Regions from separate parts of the Homo sapiens genome. Here region 2 is linked to region 1. Evidence: chromatin contacts called from ENCODE Hi-C or POLR2A ChIA-PET data. All regions are on one chromosome and are shown on one strand. Each heading gives the region's core, a stretch centred on a gene start or an enhancer-like site at or near the end of the contact. The rest is flanking DNA. Distances are from core to core; before and after follow the strand shown. Region 1 has its middle 45 kb from the start of LINC01023. Region 2 overlaps LOC285638 (a long non-coding RNA gene).

Region 1 (6,084 bases), core at 3,161-5,660:
TGGGTGCAACCCACGGAGGGCGAGCCCAAGCAAGCAGGGTGGGGCGTTGCCTCACCTGGGAAGCACAAGGGGTCGGGGGATTTCCAGTTCCTAGCCAAGAGAAGCCGTGAGAGACTGTACTGGGAGGAACAGTGCACTCTGGCCCAGATACTGCGCTTTTCCCATGGTCTTCACAACCGGCAAACCAGGAGATTCCCTCCCGTGCCTGGCCCGGTGGGTCCCACCTCCACGGCACCCAGCAAGCTAAGATCCACTGGCTTGAAATTCTCCCTGCTAGCACCGCAGTCTGAGGTTGGCCTGGGATGCTGGAGCTTGGTGGGGGGAGGGGCGTCCACCATTGCTGAGGCTTGAATAGGTGGTTTTACCCTCACAGTGTAAACAAAGCCACGGGGAAGTTTGAACTGGGCGGAGTCCACCACAGCTCAGCAAGTCCGCTGCAGCCAGACTGACTCTCTAGACAGGGCATCTCTGAAAAAACGACAGCAGCCCCAGTCAGGGACTTACAGATAAAACCCTCATCTCCCTGGGACAGAGCACCTGGGGGAAGGGGCGGCTGTGGGCACAGCTTCAGCGGACTTAAGCTCTACTGCCTGACAGCTCTTAAGAGAGCAGCGGATCTCCCAGCACAGCGTTCAAGCTCTGGTAAGGGACAGGCTGCCTCCTCAAATGGAGCCCTGACCCCTGTGTATCCTGACTGGGAGACACCTCCCAGTAGGGGCCGACAGACACCTCATACAGGAGAGCTCTTGCTGGCATCTGGCAGGTGCCCCTCTGGGATGAAGCTTCCAGAGGACGGAACAGGCAGCAATCTTTGCTGTTCTGCAGCTCCGCTGGTGATACCCAGGAAAACAGGGTCTGGAGTGGACCTCCAGCAAACTCCAGCAGACCTGCAGAAGAGGAGCCTGTTAGAAGGAAAACTAACTAACAGAAAGAAATAGTAGCAACATCGACAAAAAGGACGTCCACTCAGAAATCCCATCTGAATGTCACCAACATCAAAGACCAAAGCTAGAAAAATCCACAAAGATAGGGAGAAACCAGCGCTAAAAGGCTGAAAACTCCAAAAATCAGAAGGCCTCTTCTCCTCCAAAGGATCACAACTCCTCGCCAGCAAGGGAACAAAACTGGTGGAGAATGAGTTTGACGAATTGACAGTAGTAGCTTCAGAAGGTGGGTAATAACAAACTCCTCTGAGCTGAAGAAGCATGTTCTAACCCAATGCAAAGAAGCTAAGAACGTTGAAAAAAAGTTAGAGGAATTGCTAACTAGAATAACAAGTTTAGAGAAGAACATAAATGATCTGATGGAGCTGAAAAACACAGCCAAGAACTTCGGGAAGCATACACAAGTATCAACAGCCAAATCGATCAAGCGGAAGAAAGCATATCAGAGATTGAAGATCAACTCAATGAAATAACACAAGAAGGCAAGAGTAGAGAAAAAAGAGTGAAAAGAAATGAACAAAGCCTCCAAGAGATATGGGACTATATATGAAAAGATCAAATCTACTTTTGATTGGTGTACCTGAAAGTGACGGGGAGAATGGAACCAAGGTGGAAAACACACTTCAGGATATTATCCAGGAGAACTTCCCCAACCTAACAAGGCAGGCCAACATACAAATTCAGGAAATACAGAGAACAACACAAAGATATTCCTCGAGAAGAGCAACCCCAAGACACATAATCGTCAGATTCACCAAGGTTGAAATGAAGGAAAAAATGTTAAGTGCATCCAGAGAGAAAGGCTGGGTTCATAACCCTTAAAGATAGAAACATTTCCCCTCTGTAGGTGGCTCCTAAAACCCTGGACATTTTACATACTGGAGTCAGATTCAAAAATAAACTATTTCCTTATATACCTGCCTCCTTTTTGAAATAACGTTCCTTATTTTTCTTATCACCAGATATGGTTGCTGTTTTTTTCCCTCAATTTGATCATTTGTTTTCCCTCTGGGACATAAAAGTTGTGATGAGGACTGGAAGTGGGATCTATAAACTGACTAGCACAGAGCCTAGCACTTGACATCCATTCAGTCAGTGCAAAGACAGCTGCATTCTTTCATCAAAAGACCAATACATTTCTATAATACATATGCAAAGAAAGTTTTAACTTTTAAGCCTTTTTTTCACAGCTTGAGAAGACAATATAAATTTTCTTTTTAAAATATAAATAAGAGAAGAACTATAGCTTAAACAGGAAAGACTTTTAAAATCCCACGTAACAAGAATGGTGGTGTAAATAATTATCATGGACACAGTTCTGTGGGTCAAGAGTCTGGGCACAGCAATTGCTCAACTGGGTCTTCTACTCAGGGTTTAGCAGAGCTGAAATCAAGGCATCAGCAGGACAGGGCTCATCTGGAGGCTCTTGAGGAGATTCTGCTTTCCAGCGCATTCAGTTTGTTGGCAGAATTCAGTTTCTTTTTTTTCTTTTTTTTTTTTTTGAGACATTGTCTTGCTCTGTCGCCCAGGCTGGAGTGCGGTGGCACGATCTCGGCTCACTGCAAGCTCCGCCTCCCACGTTCACGCCATTCTCCCGCCTCAGACTCCTGAGTAACTGGGACTACAGGTGCCCGCTGCCATGCCCGGCTAATTTTTTGTATTTTTAATAGAGATGGGGTTTCACCGTGTTAGCTAGGATGATCTCAATCTCCTGACCTCATGATCTGCCTGCCTCGGCCTCCCAAAGTGTTGGGATTACAGGCGTGAGCCACTGCACCCTGCCAGAATTCAGTTTCTTGAGGTTATAGGACTGAGGTTGCCATTTCCTTGACATGGTTACCTTAATCTTCAAGTTAACAGCAGCACTTTTAATCCTTTTCATCTTGGAATATCTGACTTTATCTTCTACTACTAGCTGGAAAAATATCTCTGCTTTTAAGAGCTCACGTGATTCCATTGGGCCTACTTGGATAAGCCAATATAACCTTCCATTTTAGGTCAGCTGATTAGTAACCTTAATTACACCTGTCAAGTCCATTCTGCCATGTAAAGTAACATATTCACAGGAGTGACTCCAGAGGGAGAAGGTCATGAGGCCCAACATTCTGCCTACCACAGATGGGTTTGGAATATATTTCATAGGTGGAAGTGGAAAGATTGGCTTCAAAAAGTATTTAACATCATATCTAATGAGACATTTATCCCTTATCTAGAAACTTCTTCTTTTTTCTTTTCTTTTCTTTTTTTTTTTTGAGACAGGATCTCAGTCTGTTGCCCAGGCTGGAGTAAAGTGGTATGATCATGATCACGGCTCACTGTAGCCTCAACCTGCTGGGCTCAAGCGATTCTCCCATCTCAGCCTCCCAAGTTGCTGGGACCACAGGTACCCATCACCATGCCTGGCTATTTAAAAATTTTTTTGTGTGGAAATAGGGCCTCCTTCTTTTGCCCAGGCTGGCGCTGAACTCCTAGGCTCAAGCAATCCTCCCACTTCAGCCTCTCAGAGTATTGGGGTTACAGGCATGAGCCACCACACCTGGCCTAGAAGCTTCTTTGAGGCCCCAATCATTTCCTTGAGTTCTCCCCTTCATCAGTCCCCAAATATCCTACTTGAGATCTTTGGGTGTGCAGAAAGAAGAGAAAGACAACTATCACTCAAGAAAAAATTTGAATTTGGGAATAAGAATTGTAGTTTGTGAGGCAAAAAACATGATGAAATGAAGCAGGAATTTGTGAGTGTGGAGGTCACTTTTCCTGTGGCTCTCCTTCTGCCTGGGTGTGCTGGCATGAAGGAAGCAGAAGAAATGAGTAAAGAGAAAAATAATCTGGGACTTGGGGTCATACATGATATGTGAGGAGGAGAAACCAGAAGCATTTCATATTAAAAAAGGTAAAACAGCAAAGAAGATCCAGAAAGCCCTAAGCAGGAAGGGAACAAATAAAGGCAGAGACAATGTTAAGGCCACACAATATCATTGACTAACTAACTGCTTTAGGAAAAAAAAATTATTAATATGTGTACATTTTAAAAAGAAACCATTTTCATAGAAGACATAATCTCACTACTTAGAATCAACCCTGTAATTTCCTAATGATAGTCAAGTATTTACCAAGTTCCTTGTCAAGTACGTTATATGCATATATACATACAAACATTGGAGGGAGGGGCTGTTATTATTTTTTATTTTATTTTATTTGTTTTTGAGACGGAGTTTTGCTCTTGTAGCCCAGGCTGGAATGCAGTGGCGTGATCTCGGCTCACTGCAACCTCCATCTCCCGGGTTCGAGTGATTCTCTTGCCTCAGCCTCCCAAGTAGTTTGGATTACAGGCACCTGCCACCACGCGTGGCTAATTTTTTTTTTTTTTTTTTTTTTTTTTTTGTATTTTTAGTAGAGACGGGGTTTCACCATGTTGGGCAGGCTGGTTTCAAACATCTGACCTCAGGTGATCTGCCCGCCTTGGCCTTCCAAAGTGCTGGGATTGCAAGCATGAGCCACCACGCCCGGCTGAGGATGTTATTTTTAGAAGGAAAAGGCCACATTGAAAACTGAGTGGACAGCTTGATAAATCTAAGATAGGAAAATTTTGCTGAACCAAAGGACCTTTTGGAGTGTTCTATTTTTTCTCACAAGCCCAGGACCTCTGCAAAAAACATCCAAAACTACTATAGAAAATGCACATTTTATTCTACTGTTTCTTCCAGCAGATGTGGATTTTTAGCGAGGAGCAATTTCACGTTCTTGGTCCAAATTTTAAAACTGCTAGGTCACTGTGTAAGAAACAGTTGACTAGGTTTTGCTTTCCATTGCCTTGGACCAGCTAAAACAATTGTGCCCTCTAGCCTATGAAGTCTGTACTGCAAAGGCCATTTCAACAGTGTTTGCTTCAGGTTTATCCTCAATTTTGGTTCTTGAAATCAAAAGTCATAAAAAAATATGGTAGAGATTCACAAAGACCTCTCCAGTTTTCTCTTTCAGTTGTAAATAACAGAATAACTAAAATGAAAACAGCTTAAACAGTGAAGACTTTTAAAACCCCACATAACAAGAATTGTGTAATAATGTAATGGTGTAAGTAAAGCAATTAATCTCACTTGGGTGCATAAACTGACTATTGTGAGGTTCATTTACTTCCTTAGCTCTACCAGAAAAACAAAGTAACTATACTACACTTTTGTCTTCATATTTTAAAAACCTTACCTATTATAGGAAAATATTCCCTAAAATATTGCTAAGTAGGAAGGTATTGATCATTTCCTAATAAAGGCACACGACTAAGCTTATACTGATAAAGTCCGGAAGTTGCCTGCTTGACCTTTATTAATCACCTGGCATTTAGGATACTGATTTTTTTAAAGCTACATTTTAGTCAGTTAAAGCCACCTCAGCATCTTTAAAGAATGCTTTGATTTGATCTATTTCTACTTTTTCTTTGAGGAAATCAAGCTGGGAGTTCTGAGAGCACATTCTGTTTGCTTATTTGTTCCTTTTATCCCTTTCTGTCCTCTCTGCATGCTAGGGCACACCTCACCTTGAAAAGAACTCATCAGCCGCCCTCAAGATGGGAATTGCAATGCCTTCATCTTGAGCCACTTTTAACAGAGTTTCATTTTTTTTCTGCTTTGATTTTGAATAGTGCCTATGTTTGAACACACTAAACACATTTTGGCCAAGTTTCCTTCATAGAGTTGGAATTCAGATTGGTTGTCAGGTTATTTAAAATAACTTTCTGTCTGGATTGGATCACTGTTAATTGCTCTGATCAACTGCAGTACATGGTTAAGGTAAAAAAAAAATATTGAGAAGAGACCCCCAGTCAATCTGATCTTACTTCATAGACACAGACAAATGATGAATTTATGTTAGTTAGGGAGGCCAAGGAAGGAAGAGGAGACATCATTAAAGAGTAAATGTTTCCAGCATTAGTTTCTGGGTCATTAAGCCCTAATGATTGATCTTATTTGGTTATTTTAAAGGCTACTGGAAACTAAAATGGAAACAGTTCAGAATACTTCCTTTGTATACAGAAGATTTTGTTCATGGCAACAGCTATGTGTGCCTAAACATTTTGTGTCACACAAACTCCTGCATTTGACATTTCTATCAGAGAGAACAAATAAAAATCATCCTAGAGCTTTCA
Region 2 (6,079 bases), core at 171-2,670, 630 kb before region 1:
AAACCAATAACAAATATCAGACAGTGATGAATCTTACAGTGACAATAAGACAAGGTGGTGATTCAGAGATTGAATGGGGAACCATGATGGGGCATGATCAGAAAAAGGACTCGGACATTTCTGTTGAGTGAATAACAGGAACCAATCCGTAAAGATCTACAGGGAGAAGATTCCAGATGGAATACCTAGGGCAAAGAACCTATGGGGGAAAGAATGTAACTTGTCAAAGAAAAAGCCAGTGTGGCTGGGGCTGAGTGAGAACATGGTGGATAGTAGAAAATCTTATCAGAGGAAGAAGGAGGCCATTGTCTGTCTACACAGTTCATGGATTCAGGGCAAATGAGAAATCATTAGGGGACTTTAAACAGAGATAATACAGAGACAGCAGCCCATGCAGACTTCCTCAGATGTGAATACTACATACACCTAAGTGCAGGCAGCTCATGTGGAAACCAATTTTATAAGTCAGACAGCTTCTTAAAATGGGGACCAGGTTCTAGGTGCCAGGCATCTGAGAGCACATGAGGATATCGGAAAAATGTTTCAACCCAGGGCTGATACTGTTGCTAATTGTCCTTTATCCTTAAGGAGGTTAGTAGCTTGGAATTTGATGTCAGAAACAACTGGCTTTGAATCCAAGCTGCTGTACCACTAGATGTGACCTTAGATAAAACACCCTGCCTCTGAGAGTTTCACTTGTCCTCATCCATAAAATGTGGGAAATAACATCCATCAAAGCAGTGCTGTAAGGCCTTGACAAAAGATTATGGTAAATCGCCTGGCACATTGTAAATACTCAGTAAAAAGGTATATGTAGTTAAAGTTTTTCTACAGTCTTAGAACTCATTAAAAAATCATGAGGCCAGTCCCTCACTCCACAGAAGTGCTGAGGCAGGAACTGAAGAGTTCAGGACTCTCCTGCCACCCCGCCTGGGACCTGTTAAAATCCTCTTACGCTCCCACCTGCACCCACCTTCCTCCAGAGCCCACACTGCCTTCTCCCGCCTGCGAACTCCTGTCCCACCGATGAGCTCTGCAGTGCTCTGCCTGGCAGCTTAGCGCTTATTTTGGCATTCTGTGTGGGGATCCCTAGTCTTCCCAATCAATTAAGGGCACCCTGAAAGAAGGGACCATTTACCATGCTTCACCTGTGTCTTCCAAGGTGCTTTCACTTATAGAAGGTGTTTAGCAAGTAACATGTCTGAACGAAGGAATGAACACAGATGAATGGGAGCATTCAGTGGATCACCCCTGTCTCCCTCCATCCTTGTCACTTGCTGCATATCTTCCACTTGCCTTGGGATCCTGTGGCCAACCTGCTCTGTGCCCCTGGAGGCTACCTCAGCGGGCTCCCTTGCCTTCTGGCTTCTGATGGGGTTTGGCTGACAGGAGCTGCTGGCAGGAGACTGGAGAGTGGGCAGAGGGCGAGCTCTGGGCTAGGCCAGCTCCACTTGCAGCTGTTCTTCCTGGGATGGTGTAACTGTTCCATCCCCCCTCTGACCAAGAGTAGTGACTCCCTGCTGTTGCTAGCCCTGGAAATTTCCTTCTAGTTCCTAACACCGTGCCCACATCACTGTGAGTAGTTTTTAAAACTCTTCAAATTACCCAGCTTAGCTCTGCCATCTTTTCCCCCCCGCCAAAGAAAATGATACATCCCACACATTATGTCAGGCAAATATACCACACCAGGTAGAACTAAATGTACTCTAGTCTAGAGGAGGATTTGGACTTTTATTCTAGGAGAACAGATGCCACTGCTTCCCTTGGTAAACCAAGGGACACCCACCAGGTGTCTGTGAGCCTGCTATGACTGAGACAAACAAATTCAGATGAAGCTGTTCATTGTCTTGAACTGAGTTGTTCGTGGGAATTGCAGAACTTAGCAGACATGAACCATTGCTGACAGTTAAATGGTTTTTACAAGAATAAAATAAGTCACTTCATGGAATAAACTAAAAATACTCTTGAAAGCGTATATTGTGCGTGAGTTTTTCTACTCCAAGTTGCCAGGCTGTGGGTGTTAAACACTTTAGAAGATTTGGTCTGTCATGTTTAGACAGTGGGTGGCAAAAAATTCTAAGTTAAAAAAAAAAAACCAAGATACCCACTCCATTGTCTCCTAAGTGTAAATTGTAAAAGATTGTTTACAAAGACATTTTTGCTGGGCATGGTCGAGACTAGCTGACCACTCCCAAGGGAGGACAGGTTACCTGTGGAATAGATCTTCAAACCATCCCCATCCTGGCACTCCAGTCTCTACCTCGATCACTCTTGCAACTGATTGCCATGAAGACAGGGCATTCTCTGTCAAATACAATCTTAGAAAGGGCCAAGGAAGGTCCAGTGAATTTGGATTTCTACAGGGAAAATAGCTGCTTTTCATTTGTAACATTGATCTGTCAGAAGATGAGAGTGTTATTAGAGATCAATGAGAAGCAAAAGGAGGAAGAGAAGACAAGCAGGCTTTTGATCAATTAGCCCAGGAAGTCACATTGCACTGACACCGGCTTAATAAATATCTCTCTTTGGTTCCCTGACTTGACAGCACGGAGCTCTGGACACTGCATGGAGTACCTACTTGCTGTGTAGTGAAGAGCCCTACCCCACCTGGCACTGGCCCACCATCCGCTCTTCCCTACCACCTTCCCAGCTTCCTCATATGGATGATATGCAGTTGCCTGTGACTCAGTTTGAGGCTGACCCAAGTGACCTCTCCACAAGGCGAGCACAGCTCGCAGACCACCAGCTCTTCTTGGTGCTCATTGCTCTGGTGGGGAGGGGAGGGGACCTTATGCTGGGTCAGGTGCTGCATTCACTCCACATTCCAAGTCTCGTGAGAAGCAGCCACGGGCTAGTCACATATTTCCCTTCTCTTCCCAGCTTTAAAGCCAGTTATTTTCTATTTATTCGATGAAAGTTCTAGGCATTGGGGAGTATATCCTTGACCCAATCAAATTAGTTCTGTCTCATTCCAGGCAGGGGAGTTAGGTAATAAATGAACAAAACAACTATGAAGTCCAATCACTTCCCTCTTCCCTGATTTCAAAGAAAGACAAAAACAATTTTTTATATGTGAAAATTAAAGCCAGGCCCTTGGCCACCACTACAACAATCTCTGCTGCCAGACACAGCCACACCCTATCCTAGAGAGACACTGAAGTCAGACCTGAGGAAGCAGTCTAAATTGCAGATGCATTTGGGGGCCGAAAGTTAATATAGAATCTAGTGCCGTCGGAGCATCTGACCTGTAGGCAGGACTTAGCCCTCTTCAGCATGGAGAAACCCATATAGTTTCCAGAGATTCCTGGAAGGGAATATTTGTGTCTGTCCTCAGTAACATAGTTGAAGTTAGATGACCTTCAGTGACGAGGTACTTGTCTTTGTGTCTAAACCCAACTCATTTTATCTTGTGCTGTTCTCAGGAGGAAATGAGACCAGCTGCTCCCTTTCTGTAAGGAAGCAAACTTTCATATAATTGTGGGTTAATAGCACATAATCCCCTAAATTTCTTCCTAGTTTCATGCATCTATATTATGCAAAACATAAGATTTTGGCAAATGAGTATTACTTGGAAGGGACTAGCCTGGAGCTGTTAGTTGTCGGTTTACCACCCCTTGGAGAGAGTCTGGCTGAAAGTAAAGCCAAGACCAAGGAAAGCAAAGCTCAGGCACGGAAAAAGAAACAGATCTGACGATGAAGGTATTACTGTTACTGTCGTAGGCATCTGGAGCAGAAATTCTGTCTGGAATGAGAGCTTAGAGTTCAGTGCTATGGGTGGTTCCCAATGCTGGTTGCCCATCTGAATTGCCTGGGGAGTTTATAAATGACATATATTTAGAGCTCCCATCTTGGATATTCTGATTATGAAGTCTGATGTGGGGCCCAGAAATCTTCAGTTCATAGAAATTCAAGTGATTCCGAAGTACAGCCAGCTTCAAGAACCATTGCTCTGGGCCAATTTCATCCTCCAATACAGAAGAACATCTGCGACACCCCACGGAAACATCAGTGCCATGGAGTTCCCAAGGTCATTCGTCCCACTAGTGGGCAACTCCAGGTACAAATTGCATCCTATTATAATGCTAAAATCAATCCCTTTGTACCTCTCCACTTTAATACTAACTCTGTGCCCAGGAACAATATGGGATCAGTTTTTTCCCCCTCTTTTTAAAAATCGTTTTTGTTTTGCAGCTGGGGTGGGCAGGAGGAAAGGCCCCTCAGCTCTTTCCTCATTGGCAGTGTTTCTGGACATTGTCCAGAATGGTAATGAGTGTTTGAAATATGCTCTATGAAGCCATGTTTGTGGGGTAACTTAGATACTATTTGGATAATATTCCTAGTAACACCCACAATTCAGAACAGCCCATGCTCCTTAGGTCCTCTTCTCCTGTGCCCCAAGCCCCTGTTTCTCCTTGAATATCAACATTAATATTTCCATCTTCTCCAGAGCACACCTTTGATTAGATTTATTGTGCCACAGGAGTGGCCATTCAAGTCCTGTTGCAGAAAGGTATTCAGCAAATGTATAAAAGATCGGACAAGGTGAAGGAGAAGCAGGAGAACTGTCACATGTAACTGCAGGACACATTATGCTCACCAAAGGTGTTTATGCTAAAAAGTATGATTACATGTAAACAGAGGGCCTTCAGTGTAAGCTAATAAATACACTAATGCTGCATTTTAAACCCGAATCCAATAATGTGATAGAAAATATATCCTATACATTGTGGAAGAGCAGAGTTGTCAAAACAGGTCTATAAATAGACACCAATATTCTCACCAATAGACACATACTGTGCTGCTAACTGTATTGAAATGATAAAGCTTATTAGCATTGCTTTTGAAGTATAAACACTCCAAAGAGTACAAAAAGACAGAGATGTGTGTGAGTGGATTAAGTGGAGTTACTGAAACAAATGTAGAGATTGATTGCTGTCAAACTCAAATTGGATTTACTTCAAGTACTGGGATGGTTCTGTACTTTAGTTAAAAATCTTTAAGGAAAAATGCAATTTCAACATCCTGTTGGTTGTGTGTGTGCACACATGTGTACATCTACACATGATATTTTGAGTTAAGAATGAAGTATTTCTGGATACATGGCAGTTTACCAAAACATACATTTTAAAAGCACATAAAATGTCTGTTAAGGCTGAGTACAGTGGCTCATGCTTGTAATCCCAGCACTTTGGGAGGCCAAGGCAGGGGGATCACTTGAGCCCCCGGGCATTTGAGATCAGCCTGGGCAACATAGCAAGACCCTGTCTCTATAAAAGTAAAAATTAGCTGGGCATGGTGGCACATGCCTGTAGTCCCAGCTCCTCAGGAGGCTGAGGTGGGAGGATGGCTTGAGCCCAAGAGTTTGAGGCTGCAATGTGCTATGACTGCACCACTCACTCCGGTGGGGGTGACAGAGGGTGTCTCAAAAATAGAATGTTTAAGGCCAGAGTTGCCTATTACAGAAGAGAGAACAAAGAAGTCTGAGGAAGCCAGGCAGGGCTGCTATACCCTCTTGGTTTTAAATACAGCTCCACAGCCAGTCCCTTCAGGTAACATAAAAAGCCGTGGGCTGGTACTAGGCTTTGGCTACTTAGAGGAGCATAAGTCTACAATAGTTGTTCAATATGAGGCAATATAATCATGGAATATCTAAATACAATCTGCTACATGTTTCCAAAGGCAGCAGAAATGGGAGCATCTGCCACCCTGTCTGTTATTAATACATGATGTACATTGAGGTATGTAGGTGCATGGAAGGAACAGGGAAATGTTGGTGTTAAGGCCAGGAAACAGATGGCATCTTCATTCAAACATGTTTTCTTGTCAACTTTGATAGAACAAATGCTCTTGCTGTACTTCATTTTGTAAAGTACGTATTTGTTTTAAAGGCAGGGATGTCTACCACATAAGGAAAAAAACTTAATAGCAGTTCAGTGTTTCTTAAAAATGATTTATCTTTCACGAAGTACTTTCTGAGCCAAATAACCAATTTTATATGGAAATTGAAAAATGACAGAGGATTATTTTTAAAGCAATTTCTCTATTCATGCCCTGTAACCTCTGAAGAAGTCAGGCTTAT

What was found. A loop is a pair of places that touch in the nucleus more often than their neighbours do. ChIA-PET counts read pairs that join two places held with the same protein, here RNA polymerase II (POLR2A). Pooled maps may share reads with other maps.
Region 2: a map with no recorded cell type shows a loop between it and region 1 (2.0-fold over the local background). The contact joins two enhancer-like sites. A Hi-C loop is called at or near these places in 3 of 37 single-sample maps with no recorded cell type and 4 of 50 pooled maps. POLR2A ChIA-PET finds 5 or more read pairs at or near these places in 1 of 52 experiments (Panc1).

The regions. Positions count from the first base shown.
Region 1 is chr5:108,680,185-108,686,268 of GRCh38, reverse strand. No RefSeq gene overlaps it. Among named protein-coding and RNA genes, the nearest start is that of LINC01023, 45 kb to the left of the region's middle. RefSeq lists enhancers at 1-391, 392-1,025, 4,374-4,874. Within about 2 kb of position 4,410, at least 2 of the 41 ENCODE cell types and tissues checked have a DNase peak (open chromatin) inside an H3K27ac peak, as active enhancers do.
Region 2 is chr5:109,305,217-109,311,295 of GRCh38, reverse strand. All of the region lies in intron 3 of LOC285638 (a long non-coding RNA gene), which reads left to right. Among named protein-coding and RNA genes, the nearest start is that of PJA2, 100 kb to the left of the region's middle. Within about 2 kb of position 1,420, at least 2 of the 41 ENCODE cell types and tissues checked have a DNase peak (open chromatin) inside an H3K27ac peak, as active enhancers do.